Regions from separate parts of the Homo sapiens genome. Here regions 1 and 2 are each linked to region 3. Evidence: chromatin loops called from intact Hi-C (ENCODE). Cell type or tissue: CD4-positive, alpha-beta T cell. All regions are shown on one strand.

Region 1 (4,000 bases), 290 kb after region 3:
TCCCAAAGTGCTGGGATTATAGGTGTGAGTCACCGTGCCCAGCTATAGATTGACCTGTTTGTACAGGGTTGTATATACAAACAACAAGTAATATACTTTATATAAAATTTTTATGGGTTTTCTTTTTTTTTTTTGAGATGGAGTCTTGCTCTGTCGCCCAGACTGGAGTGCAATGGAGTTGTCTCGGCTCACGGCACCCTCTGCCTCCCGGGTTCAAGTGATTCACCTGCCTCAGCCTCCTGAGTACCTAGGATTACAGATGCCCGCTGCCATGCCTAGCTAATTTTTGTATTTTTAGTAGAGACGGGGTTTCACATCTTGGTCAGGCTGGTCTCGAACTCCTGACCTCAGGTGATCCACGCACCTCAGCCTCCCAAAGTCCTGGGATTACAGGCATGAGCCACCATGCCCGGCCCTATATGGGTTTTCATGGGCAACTATGGCATACACAATTTTTAACGCATGCTTACTACACTGACTTTAAATCTAATCATTTGGTAAGATGCAATTCCTTTGTGTCAGTTTTCTCCGAAATTATGAGTCACACAGATTTTTCATTATGGCTGTAAGGACGAATTAAATAATTATCAGCAGATATAAGTTCAGGCAGTGGAATTAGACTGGTTGGATTTGAAAACTATCACTTACTGGCTATGCAGCCTCACAGATTACTTAGGAAGAGTGAGAGAGTGTATATGTGTTTGTGAGTATGTGTGCCTCGGTAGTACTTAGAGTTGATTAAATTATTTCATATATAAAAGCTCAGAACAGTTTTTGGCACATAGAAAGTACTTGTATTGTGAAAAGGCATTACAAAAAATAAAATACTTGTAAATGCTAAGAAGTCATAGTTAGTGGCAGTGGCATAATTGCTTGACCATTTCAATTGCTTGAAACTGAAACTTGGGTATCATTCAGAACTCTGGTCACCAGCTTATACAATTAATCACCAAGTCCTGGTGTCTGTTACCTCATATATCTCTTGCTTCTGACTCCTTTCTGTTTTTAGGTCCATTACCTGGTACAGCTCATTATCATCTTTCTTCTAGATTATGCAATAGCTTTGAAACTAGTTCATTCTTTTCCTCTGATCTTGCCCTGCTCCTGCAGCCAAAGTGGTCTTTTTTTTTTGATGGAGTTTTGCTCTTGTTGCCCAGGCTGGAGTACAATGGCACAATCTCAGCTCACTGCAACCTCTGCCTCCCGGGTTCAAGTGATTCTCCTGCCTCAGCCTCCGGAGTAGCTGGAATTACATACAGGCGCCCGCCACCACGCCCGGCCCCAAAGTGGTCTTTTTAAAAAAAATTTTTGTTTAAATTTTTTGTAGAGATGGGGGTGGCACTGTGTTGTCCAGGCTGGTCTTGAACTCCTGGGCTCAAGTGATTCTCCCAAAGTTTTGAGATTACAGGCATGATTCACTGTGCCCAGTCCAAAGTGATCTTTATAAAGTACAAATATGATCTTGTCACTCCTTTTCATAAAACTCATCAGTCACACTGCATTGCTTTCAGGACAAGGTTTAAACTCCTTAAATGGTGGGATTATAAACCTTTCTTGTGGCACTTTCATATCTCTTCTTTTATACCCCTGGGGTACTTTATACTCCATGCTTACTAAATTACCTTCTGTGTCATCTGAACATGCCAGGCTTTCTTCTAGGCCTTTGTACCATATGCTGTTTCTTAGGCATGGCATTCCTTTCCTCTTCCTTTCTTTTTTCTTTTTTTGGAACAGAGTCTCACTGTATCACCCATGCTAGAGTGCAATGGCGTGACTGCAACTCACTGCAGCCTCCTCTTCCTGGGTTCATGTGATTCTCAGGCCTCAGCCTCCCAAGATGCTGGGATTACAGACATACAACACCTTGCCCATCGTGGCCTCCTCTTGCTTTCTTCCTTACCTTCTCATAAATTCTGTTTCATTTCCATAAGATTCCTTGCAACTTTTTTCCTTCCACTTCTTTTTTTTTTTTTTCCTTTTTGAGACGGAGTCTCTCACTGTCGCCCAGGCTGGAGTGCAGTGGGGTGATCTCGGCTCACTGCAACCTCTGCCTCCCAGGATCAAGCAATTCTTGTGCCTCAGCCTCCTGAGTAACTGGGATTACAGGTGCCCGCCACCACGCCCAGCTATTTTTTTTTTTGTTATTTTTATAGTAATAGAGATGGGGTTTTACCATGTTGTCCAGGATGGTTTCAAACTCCTGACCTCAAGTGATCCCCCGGCCTTGGCCTCCTAAAATGCTGGGATTACAGGCATGAGCCACCATGCCCAGCCCTTTTCTTCAACTTCGATCATAGCTCCTATCATAATAAAATTGTTCATCTACTTCCTCAAAGCAGGCCTTTTACCCATTTGGTACTTAAAGGAAAGGATCTTTAGGTATAAACTAGGTACTCAGTAGTATTCATCATATTGCTGATATAAAGATTTATTTACTCTGTTTTTAGTTGAGACTATTAAGACAGGTGGTTTAAAGTAAAGGGCATTTCAGGGTATAAAGATTTTAAGTGCTATTGGGCCCTTAGTGATTGGTTAGCCTTAGGCTCTGTAGTACTACACATGGCTTAAAACATTTATTAATGAATTGTACCGAATATTACTTTTTTCTTATAATCTTGTGGAATAATCATGTTTTAGCTCCTACAAGTGCTGGGAAGACTCTTGTGGCAGAATTACTTATTTTGAAGCGGGTTTTGGAAATGCGGAAGAAAGCTTTGTTTATTCTTCCCTTTGTTTCTGTGGCTAAAGAGAAGAAATACTACCTCCAGGTAATGTTTTTTACTAAGTTTGAAATAGTGAAAGGCTCATTATTGGCAGTCTTGGTTTCATTCATTTGAAATAGAATTATAAAAGCAAGTGGAAAACAAAGTTTCTTCATTGTGCCCTATGTAGCTTTAAGAGGCTACTGCCAAAAGCATTAAAAATTTACAGCAAGGGGCTGGGTGTGGTAGCTCACGCCTGTAATCCCAGCACTTTGGGAGGCCAAGGTGGGCGGATCATCTGAGGTCAGGAGATCGAGACCAGCCTGGCCAACATGGGGAAACCCCATCTCTACTAAAAATACAAAAATTAGCTGGGTGTTGTGGCGCACACCTGTAATTCCAGCTACTCGGGAGACTGAGGCTTGAACCTGGGAGGTGGAGGTTGCAGTGAGCCGAGATCACGCTATTGCACTCCAGCCTGGGCAACAGAGTAAGACTCTGTCTCAAAAAAAAAAAAATTAAAAAAATTTACAGAAGGAAATTAAAAGAAAATTATTATTGCATTAAGGAGAAGGGGCCATCAAATCAAAAGAATAATTGGTGAAAATTGTGTAAAAATTTGTAAACCTTTTCTTAGGAAATAAACAGAATATTTAAACTAGCATATAAACACGCACATTAAGAATCAGCATTTAACTGAACAGTAGGACTAGACTGAAGCATAGAAAGGAAAGAGTGTTTAAGGAAGTGTATCCTGCCCTAATTGAGGACTATTTAGGAATATTTAGGGGATGAAGGTCAAGATCCATTGGTGCTTAGGTAAAGCTCCAGGTATGTGATCTGTTCCTCTGTTCTGCAAAAATGACTAATAGTAGTTTACATCAATATGATGCTCACAGTTTTTAGGGCATTTTCACAAATACAATATTTTATTAAATGGAATAAATTTACTGTTGTGATTTCTGCAGTGAAAAATATGTGCTTTTGAAATGGAAAGATTGTTATACTGATTGTTAAAGAAATGTGGGTTCTAGTCCCAGTTTTGCCACTAACTATGTCTTTAGGCCGGGCATATAACTGGCTGGGCCTCAGTTTTTTTATTTGTAAAATTAGGATGTTAACCCTTAGCCCTGTGGGTTAACTTAGTAAACACTCAGGAAAATTTTATTGAATGAATAGCTCTAAATTTCTATGGTTCTATAAATCTTTTTAATAGTTATTTCAGAGGCACAGTAGCCAACAAAGCTGGTCATACATGGTAACATCACTCAACTTAGACCCAAAGTAACGAAATGATG
Region 2 (4,000 bases), 400 kb after region 3:
GGTGATTTTGTTTGCTTACTGTGTGAGAGCCACCTCTGAGCAAACTGGCACTGCAGATAGTGACAGTTGAAGAACTCTCTCCCTGAGGGAAGCACCAGATACTGAGGGAGATGTTACTCATGCTGGACCTGAAAGATAAGTAGGGAATTTGGACAACAGAAAGGAAGATGACTACTGTGAGGTTTAAGCAAACAAGTAAAGGCAGTTCCAGTAAAGGTGTTCATGTTGAGCTTTATCTTTTTGGTCAGAAGGGCATAATCTGTACCACTAGATCCAGCTAATGAGGAAATAGTAACTAAGTCTAGTATATATTTTGGAGTTATGGCTACTGGAAGGTATGGATTATCTCCACAGAAAAACGTACAGACATAGACTCTTACATATAACTGCAAGGGGTTTATGTACTCTCTGAAGTCCACTTTGGGAGCCTAGGTTTTACAATTACTTGTTTGGAGTGTGTACGGTTCAATTGGGGAAGCACCAGTTCTATCACGATGACACTTCTGGCCATAAAAAGACATGAGGGAGTGTCCCCCTTAAGAAACAGTGCCTAACAATATTAGTTTGCTTTCCTGGGGCAGGAATCAGGCCCCATACCTCCCTGGTGCTATTACTCAGATGGTGGTTGGGGGACTCCATGGATAGAGAAAATGTTAGTTATTCATGAGAAATAAGTTGGACTAGAGCTTGGAGCAGAGTTCCTCACACCCCATTTACTGACTTCTTTGGGAGACTCCTTCTTTCTAGGAGGAAGTTTGTGAGTTTATACCGGATACTTAGGGTAGGTAGCGACCAGCAAGTAGTTATTTTCCTGATAGTTCTTATTCTTGTGTGTTTTAATCTTCTCATTAAAATTCCTCAGAGTTACTCAGAATCTCTAAAAACATTCTCCTATGACTTAGCGACATGCTGATCAGTTTTGCTCCTTTTTCATGAAGTAGGATTGTCACGAAAGAGAAAACTGCAAGGGATGTTCTGCCCAATCAGAGGAGGCTTCTTCATCCTTCAACTCCATGATGAACTCCTATATGAAGTGGCAGAAGAAGATGTTGTTCAGGTATTTTTGCAATGCTTGTGTCCATTCCATAGGAAGACAAGACACTGTATTGTCAGGCCGACAGCTTTGTTTCCTGTGCATGAGGATTTTGGAACTCTACCCTAGCCCTGGGATGGCTGTATAAATATTGAGTCCTTACAGGTAGAAAAGGAGCTAAGAGTGTTCCGTTTTGTACTAGTTCTTAATAAGTGAAGAATTGCCAATGCAAGATGTTTTTGTCTTGGAGGAATTAAACAAAAATTTGGAGTCTTTCCCTTAGGGTTTCTAAGCTCCAAGCATTCTAGCAAAAACTTTCAGAAATTCCTGCTCATCAGTGAAGAAGAGTATGAGATGTCTTTTTATTTATTCATTTATTTATTTTATTTTTTATTTTTTCTGATTTAGCATTTTAAGCACCATTGGGTGAAGAGCTCCAGTCTGGTTTATAACTTTCTCAGGGGATGGTTTGGGAAACATTCTTTGACTGGGCAGTTTGTTAACTACATTTTTTTTTTCCTTAGGTAGCTCAGATTGTCAAGAATGAAATGGAAAGTGCTGTAAAACTGTCTGTGAAATTGAAAGTGAAAGTGAAAATAGGCGCCAGCTGGGGAGAGCTAAAGGACTTTGATGTGTAACTGTGCTGTTGATGAAGTCCTCCCAGGGAAGCCTGTGCAGATGCAGTCACCTGGAAAGAACAGAGATTACCCTTTCACCTACCTCAGCAAAACAAACTTTCAAGTCTTGATAGACTTAGCCTAGTAATTTTATAGTGAGAGTTTCAAACTATATATCAGTGTCTATAGCATCAAAAACTTCTGGGGGCGTGGGGGAAGTAGAATACCAAGTATAATAGTTACATTCACTTTCAAAGAGCATCTATGAATTTGCCTTTTGTAACTTACTGTGGCTTTAAACATATTCAGAACAGATGCTTGAAATATGCACTTAGCACTTTGGTTCCACATCTGTCTGGGTAAACCATGAAGAAAATGAAGCTGCTGCCTCAATCGACCCAGACAGCAGCCATAGGCAGATAAAGATTTGGTTTCACCCTGGTGGTGGTAGGCATCGTGTGTGACTTTTTTTCCTCTAATATCAATTTTACAGTACGGAAATAGTATTTTAAAATAGTATTGGCTAATAAATTATGAATTCTATAAAGTAGTAAGACTTGGTATGGTTGGAGTGTAGGAATGAATATTCATGAAATGTTTCTTATTGCTTTTCCTTCCCTAATTCATACAATGAATGTATTTGGAATACTTACATATTATAAAATAAACTATACCTCTTCAAGAGGTATCCTGTTCTGTAAGATCAGATGTTTTTATTGCAGGTCAATATAATACTGCCAGAGACAGAAAATACCCCCTTATCAGTCCCTTAGTGCCTCTTTCTGTTTGTGGCATGGTGAGAAAACCCATGCTGAAAAGATTGTACTTTGTGATCCCAATCAGAGGGATGGAGCTAATCTTTTTGCTGTTGAAATAAAATGAATTTATGAGAAACTTTATATCAACAATTGTTTTGTTAAAAATTATAGTTGGTCTAAGAGTGTCCCTTATTTAGTTACTCCATAGCTTGTTCATAGGAAACACTGATTATATTCTTAATCAGTTACCAGAAGAGCTCTTTTATGTTTATTAATCAGAATAATGAAAAAAGATAGTTGCTTTATAAAATGTAATGCATTATCAGTAGTTGGGTATTAATGCATAAGAGACTTAGACATAGTTTTTTTGGGGTGGCAGGGTGAGAAAGGCAGAGATGGCAGCAGTAAGAGGGAAGAATATCATTATTTCTTTTTCCATATTTACCTGTACTATGTTTCTCAGAAGCTGAAGTGCTGTCAGTATTCTGGTAGGCTTGAAAGATCTGGCACAAGAGAAAGCTCAATCTGTTTACCTGTGAGTGTTCTTCAAACATGAGGGCAAGCAAAAGTCCCTTCTGCCTCATTCTCTGCAGCCATGGCCCAGCATGTGTAGTCACATGCATTTTCTCATTCTGTTTGACCTGTCAGCTGGACCTGAAACAGGCCATCCCCATTTTGCATGATTCAGATGTGCACAAATCCCAGTTACTATGGTTTACTTAATAACATGAGTCTCCCCTGCAACACAATTCAAATTTCAGTTACCAGTGGATATTAACTGTGAGTAACTGCATGAAATTCAAACTTCACTGATAGTTCTTCAAACCACAACCACTGTGTAAATAAGAAATGCACATTGTGTTATGCAGAATAATGCCCCCCACCCCAAAGTTCACATCCTAATTCCTAAAATCTGTGAACTATTATATTACATGGCAAAAGGGACCTTGTTGATGTGATTAAGTTAGAGATCTTGAGGTGGGGGATTATCCTGGATTATCTGAATGGTTCCATTGTAATCACCAGGGTCTTTATAAGAGGGAAGCAGATGGTCAGAGTCAGGGAAGATGTGACAACAGAAACAGAGAAAGATTTGAAGATGCTACACTGCTGGCTTTAAAGTTGGAAGAAGGGGCCATGAGCCAAGGAATGCAGGAACCCTCAAAAAATTGGAAAAGGTAAGGAAATGGATTCTCTCCTAGAACCTTTTGAAGGGATGTAGCCCCGCCAACACCTTGACTCTAGCCCAGTTAAGACCATTTTGGACCTCTGTCCTTTAGAACTGCAAGACAATTATTTGAATTGTTTTGAGCTAGTAAGTTTGTGGAATTGGTAGCAGTAACAGGATATTCATACATGCATCATGATGAGGACCAGTTACATCACTTCTTCCAAAGGCTGTCTGTGATTGGCTACTTCACATCTGTTATTCACTTTACTTGCAGATGGCAAAATGTAGTTGTGTTGATTGCTTGTCTCCCAGTGGTAAATCCACATTATACAAAAATGGATAATCAAAAGTAGAAGTTGGCTAATAAAGATCAAAGTGTACCAGAGAAGTAAAAAATAACACTGGAAGTGAAATTCAAATT
Region 3 (4,000 bases):
TTGCTCCTGTAAATAAAGGCAGAATATTACTTTCTCTCCAATGACATTGGCTTGAGGGTTGGTTATAAATTAGGTCCCCCTTATCTGCATGAACATCAGCTTCATACTATTCTACAATTTTCAAACCTCACTCTGAGTTCTTAAGAGTGAGGATTACATTGGAAATGAACCTGTCCTCAAGAATAATAAACAGTTTTATTTAAATAAATCTAAAATGATTCTGTGCCATTACCACACCTGCTTCAACAACAACAATAAAAGAAAATAAGGACTGAAAACTTTTCTAATAGTTCTGTCTTCCACAGGACTAAGTGTGTATTCAAACATGTATGTTTGTTTATTTATTATTGTCATTATTGTTGTTTTGCTTATTTTTGTTTATTTTCATTCTGGTAGCTGGATCATCTGATCCTCTGACTTTCAAGATACTGGCATTTTCAGAACCTTTATAAATGAAAGGCTGTGAAGGACCTGCAAGATTATTTTCAAAGGCAATTTTTTATTCATTTAAATTGGGATTTGTGCCCTACATAAGAGAATATATACCCAAATCATATAGAAATATATTCTTAAGCAAATTTTTATAATCTTAAGCCCTTGTAACTTGAAAAATTAATATTAAGACTATTGCATACCTGAGAAGGAAGAGAAAAGGAGAGAGTAGATACTATTTGAGAAAAAGGCATGGAAAAACCAGATAAAGACGCATATCACACTTCCGGAAAATGGGACTGAAGAGAGAGAAACTGCAGAGCCAGCACAGCACCATCTCATCGTGGGGAGCTCTGGATGAGAAAGTATATGATAAAGAAGAATAAACAAGGGACACTGTTGAAGAGTTTCTGTTCACAAATATCTCACCCATTTATTCTACCAATTGGATGTTAATTTTGCTTTAAAAAAACCCTTTTAGTAAATATATTCTTGCAGGGTTAAAACCAGTGGTTCTTCATACCTTTACTTTGAGTAACTATAACTAAATTGTCTACAACTTAAATAAACTTTTGGGAGAATGTATGCTTTAATTAGTTGTTTTGATTGAACCATGGAACATTTCAGAGTAAAAACCATAAAGGTCTCTAAACAACCCGAGAACAGAATGACTGAGAAAGGCGGAATGATGAGATATTAAGGAAGGGCAAGGCTGGGGAAAGGAAGTGAAAAAATACTTACAGTTTTACCACAGAAAAATGAGAAGTTATAATTCAGTGATCTTGAAGTTTCCTTCCCGCTCTACAATTCTATGACAGTTGTTATGCAAAAAACGAATGTCTTACACATAAAAACTTATATGCTATATTTTCCTTCCTGGAATCTATATCATCCAACTGCTAAAGCAAAAGAGCTCCTTTTTCTACTCCAACAACATAAAAGAGAATAATTTATTAAAACTAGTTCCAGAGGACATAAAGAAAACCAAAGGGTAGAAATCATAGGGAGGTAAGCATCTTCCAAATAAAGAAATTAATAACACACCCTCGAATACTTTGATAATCAGTATTTGATAACTGAGTGAAATCTGGGGTCCAAAGAGATATACAGATCATTGGGATGGTTGAGAATTTCTCCCTTTGCAAAGAACACACCAAATAAGAACCCTCATCTGCCAGAGGTGAGAAAAAGTGATGAAAAGAGAGAATATTGCCCCACCAGCCTCAAGGCATTCAAGTTCCCCGGCATTCGGTCCTTAGTCCCTTCCCATTTGTCACCTTATTATTTTCCTGTCCACCCCTGCATCATCCACCTGTCACGTCTGTCTCCACAGTCACCTCTACAGACTTTTTTCACACTTTCCCTTCCTGTCTGCTGGTCTCAACGCTCTCTGTCCAGGGTTTACCCACATTTGCTCTACTCCGATTCCTTCCACCGACCCCCTAAGACTCCGAGCAGGTTAGAGGATCGCGCTGCCTCCCCCCTCCCCGCCCCGTAGTCTCCAACAGTGTAAGGGGTACTGTGGGAACAAAACCCAGAGGGGTTTGTGCCTCTTCACCCCCATCCCGGGAGGCTCCCCCTCTATCCCCGGATGGTCCTCACTCACAGCGCACAGTGTGGAAGGCGCAGCGCGGCTGCTTCTCGAAACTCTCCCCTAACTTGAGAACCCGCTCGCGACGGTCTAGGTGTGAGAATCCCGCTGCGCTATTCATAATTACTCTCCTGCTTTGACTTTAACTCCGCCACCAGCGCTCACTATCTGCCACCTCAGCCTGAAGCAGCTGCACTTGATCCCGCCAGCCAAGTCACCCAGACTCCACCCCGCGCTCGACGCGCACCGCCCCACCGGAGCGTCTCACGTTCTGATTGGCTTATTAGCAAAGGGCGCTCCGCCCCTTGACTCCGAGGCTCCTAGTCCCGCCTCCAGGCCCCTTCCCGCGTCGCGACGCACGCTGCCCCGGAAGGCCGCGGCGCTGTAGTGCGGCGTGGGAGCCCCAGGTTCTTTAGTGGAAGAACGCGAAGCGAGGATGAGGTAACTTATCTGAGGTGGTGGCTGGGGAGGGAGAGGGCCCCAGGGCGCCTACCAGGAGGCCAGGACCCCAGGCTCCTGGACGAAGTCAGCCGGCTTGTAAGAGCTCTTAACGGGAGAATCGGCCTGCCCTCACGCCCACTCTGTAGAGATCTGGTGTGGAAACTGAGGCCTGGGGAGGTGCAGTGTCCAGGCACAGGGCCTAGTGTCTTATCCAAGGCCTGGTAGCGCGAAAGCCGGGTCTAGAATCTGGAGTAAAGGAGCCCAGAGGCCCCAGAATCTCGGTCCTTAGACTTGAAGCGACGCTGTTACCTCAGTAATCGTTTTCTGACCTTTTTGTACCAGAGGAAGTTTCTTGTGGTCCTAGGACTGGAGAAGGGGATGTGTAGTGGGGAGGAGAAAGAGGATTCGGAGATAGCAACTGCAGACATTTAGGATCAGCCGCAACAGGATCGCACTGAATTTCCTTTTCATTTATTTTCCTCACAGTGATCCGTGGAGGCAGTAACAGGCGCGGCGAGGGAGAAGTGATTCCCGAAGAATCAAGGCTGGGCCGGACCCGGTGGCCTGGCAACAGGGTAGTAGCCTTAAAATAGATAAATAATTGTCTTTTTGTGTCAAATTTCATGAATTTAATGTAAAGATGGGAGAAGTGTTGAATTATAGGAGAAACACTCGAGAAAGTTTACAGATGGTTTCCATAACAGGTGGTTTTTCAGGGTAATTACGCAATCCAACTGCACTCCCTCACCTTCTGCCTTAGGCACATTTGTCAATTGATTTTGGGGTAGGTGGTTATGTCTCCTTCAACCTGTCTGTGTAAATCCTACCCTTTGAAGGTGTGCCGAAGCTGTTTCATATCGTAGTTAAATGCTTTAAGGCAGATGGTGGCTCTAGTTTGAACCCCTGCTTTATACTTAACAGTGTGACTTTGTGCCAGCTAATTACATTCTCCAGAGTTTAAGTATGCTCATTGTTCAAATTGGGAAAAAAATAATAGTATCTGTTCCTTAGAGTTGTTGGAATGATTAAATGAGTTAATACATGAAAGCAATTAGAACAATTCCTGGAGCATGATAAGAGGTCTCCAAATGGTTATTTAAGGCCCAGCTCTACACTTATACTACATTTTAAGACCATCTTGGTGGCTGCCTTCTCTTCTAAATAGAATCATTCTAGGAGGTAGGAATTGCTATTTTGTTTACAGCAAGAAAAATGGTTCAGAGAAGCCCAGTCCTCTGACTTTATGGCCTGTATTCTTATCTGTGTCATCTATTTAGCATTTAACATATATCTGATATTCTTAAGTATATTTTTTTGTATCTGTGTGTGTGTACACATGTACATAAACATACTTTTCTTTCCCAACCAGAACAATAGCAGAGAGTATGTCTTGTGTAGAATCTTTGCATCCCCTGCATCTACCATACTGCTCTGCACATATTTGTTGATGACAATAATGATTTAGTGATGTTTTATTACGGTAGCCAGGAGGGCACAAACTGTTTTGAGCCTATTTTACGTTAGAGAGGCTTCCAA

What was found. Hi-C counts contacts between places; a loop is a spot of excess contacts. Peaks named below come from ENCODE experiments on the same cell type or tissue, not always from the same donor. Only the 100,000 strongest peaks of a DNase experiment are listed, where the experiment ranks them.
Region 1: a loop joins it to region 3, with 5 times the contacts of the local background. A loop is called at or near these places in 24 of 110 quality-filtered maps.
Region 2: it touches region 3 in a loop (6-fold over the local background); 3 of 110 quality-filtered maps call a loop at or near these places.

The regions. Positions count from the first base shown.
Region 1 is chr3:121,540,117-121,544,116 of GRCh38, reverse strand. It overlaps POLQ (DNA polymerase theta), which reads left to right. Exons shown (of 30, transcript NM_199420.4): 3 at 2,638-2,768. Among named protein-coding and RNA genes, the nearest start is that of POLQ, 3.9 kb to the left of the region's middle. In CD4-positive, alpha-beta T cell, no CTCF peak of the experiment used is centred here; no DNase peak of the experiment used is centred here.
Region 2 is chr3:121,429,975-121,433,974 of GRCh38, reverse strand. POLQ (DNA polymerase theta) reads left to right here. Exons shown (of 30, transcript NM_199420.4): 29 at 942-1,057; 30 at 1,558-2,544. The coding sequence ends at 1,671. Among named protein-coding and RNA genes, the nearest start is that of POLQ, 110 kb to the left of the region's middle. RefSeq lists an enhancer at 1,667-1,716. In CD4-positive, alpha-beta T cell, no CTCF peak of the experiment used is centred here; a DNase peak (open chromatin) is centred at 1,634; H3K4me3 peaks cover 877 bases.
Region 3 is chr3:121,833,430-121,837,429 of GRCh38, reverse strand. It overlaps IQCB1 (IQ motif containing B1), which reads left to right and starts at 2,370. Exons shown (of 15, transcript NM_001023570.4): 1 at 2,370-2,464; 2 at 2,951-3,039. EAF2 (ELL associated factor 2) reads right to left here and starts at 2,221. Exons shown (of 6, transcript NM_018456.6): 1 at 2,039-2,221. The coding sequence starts at 2,144. In CD4-positive, alpha-beta T cell, no CTCF peak of the experiment used is centred here; DNase peaks (open chromatin) are centred at 2,289 and 3,189; H3K4me3 peaks cover 2,794 bases; H3K27ac peaks cover 1,285 bases.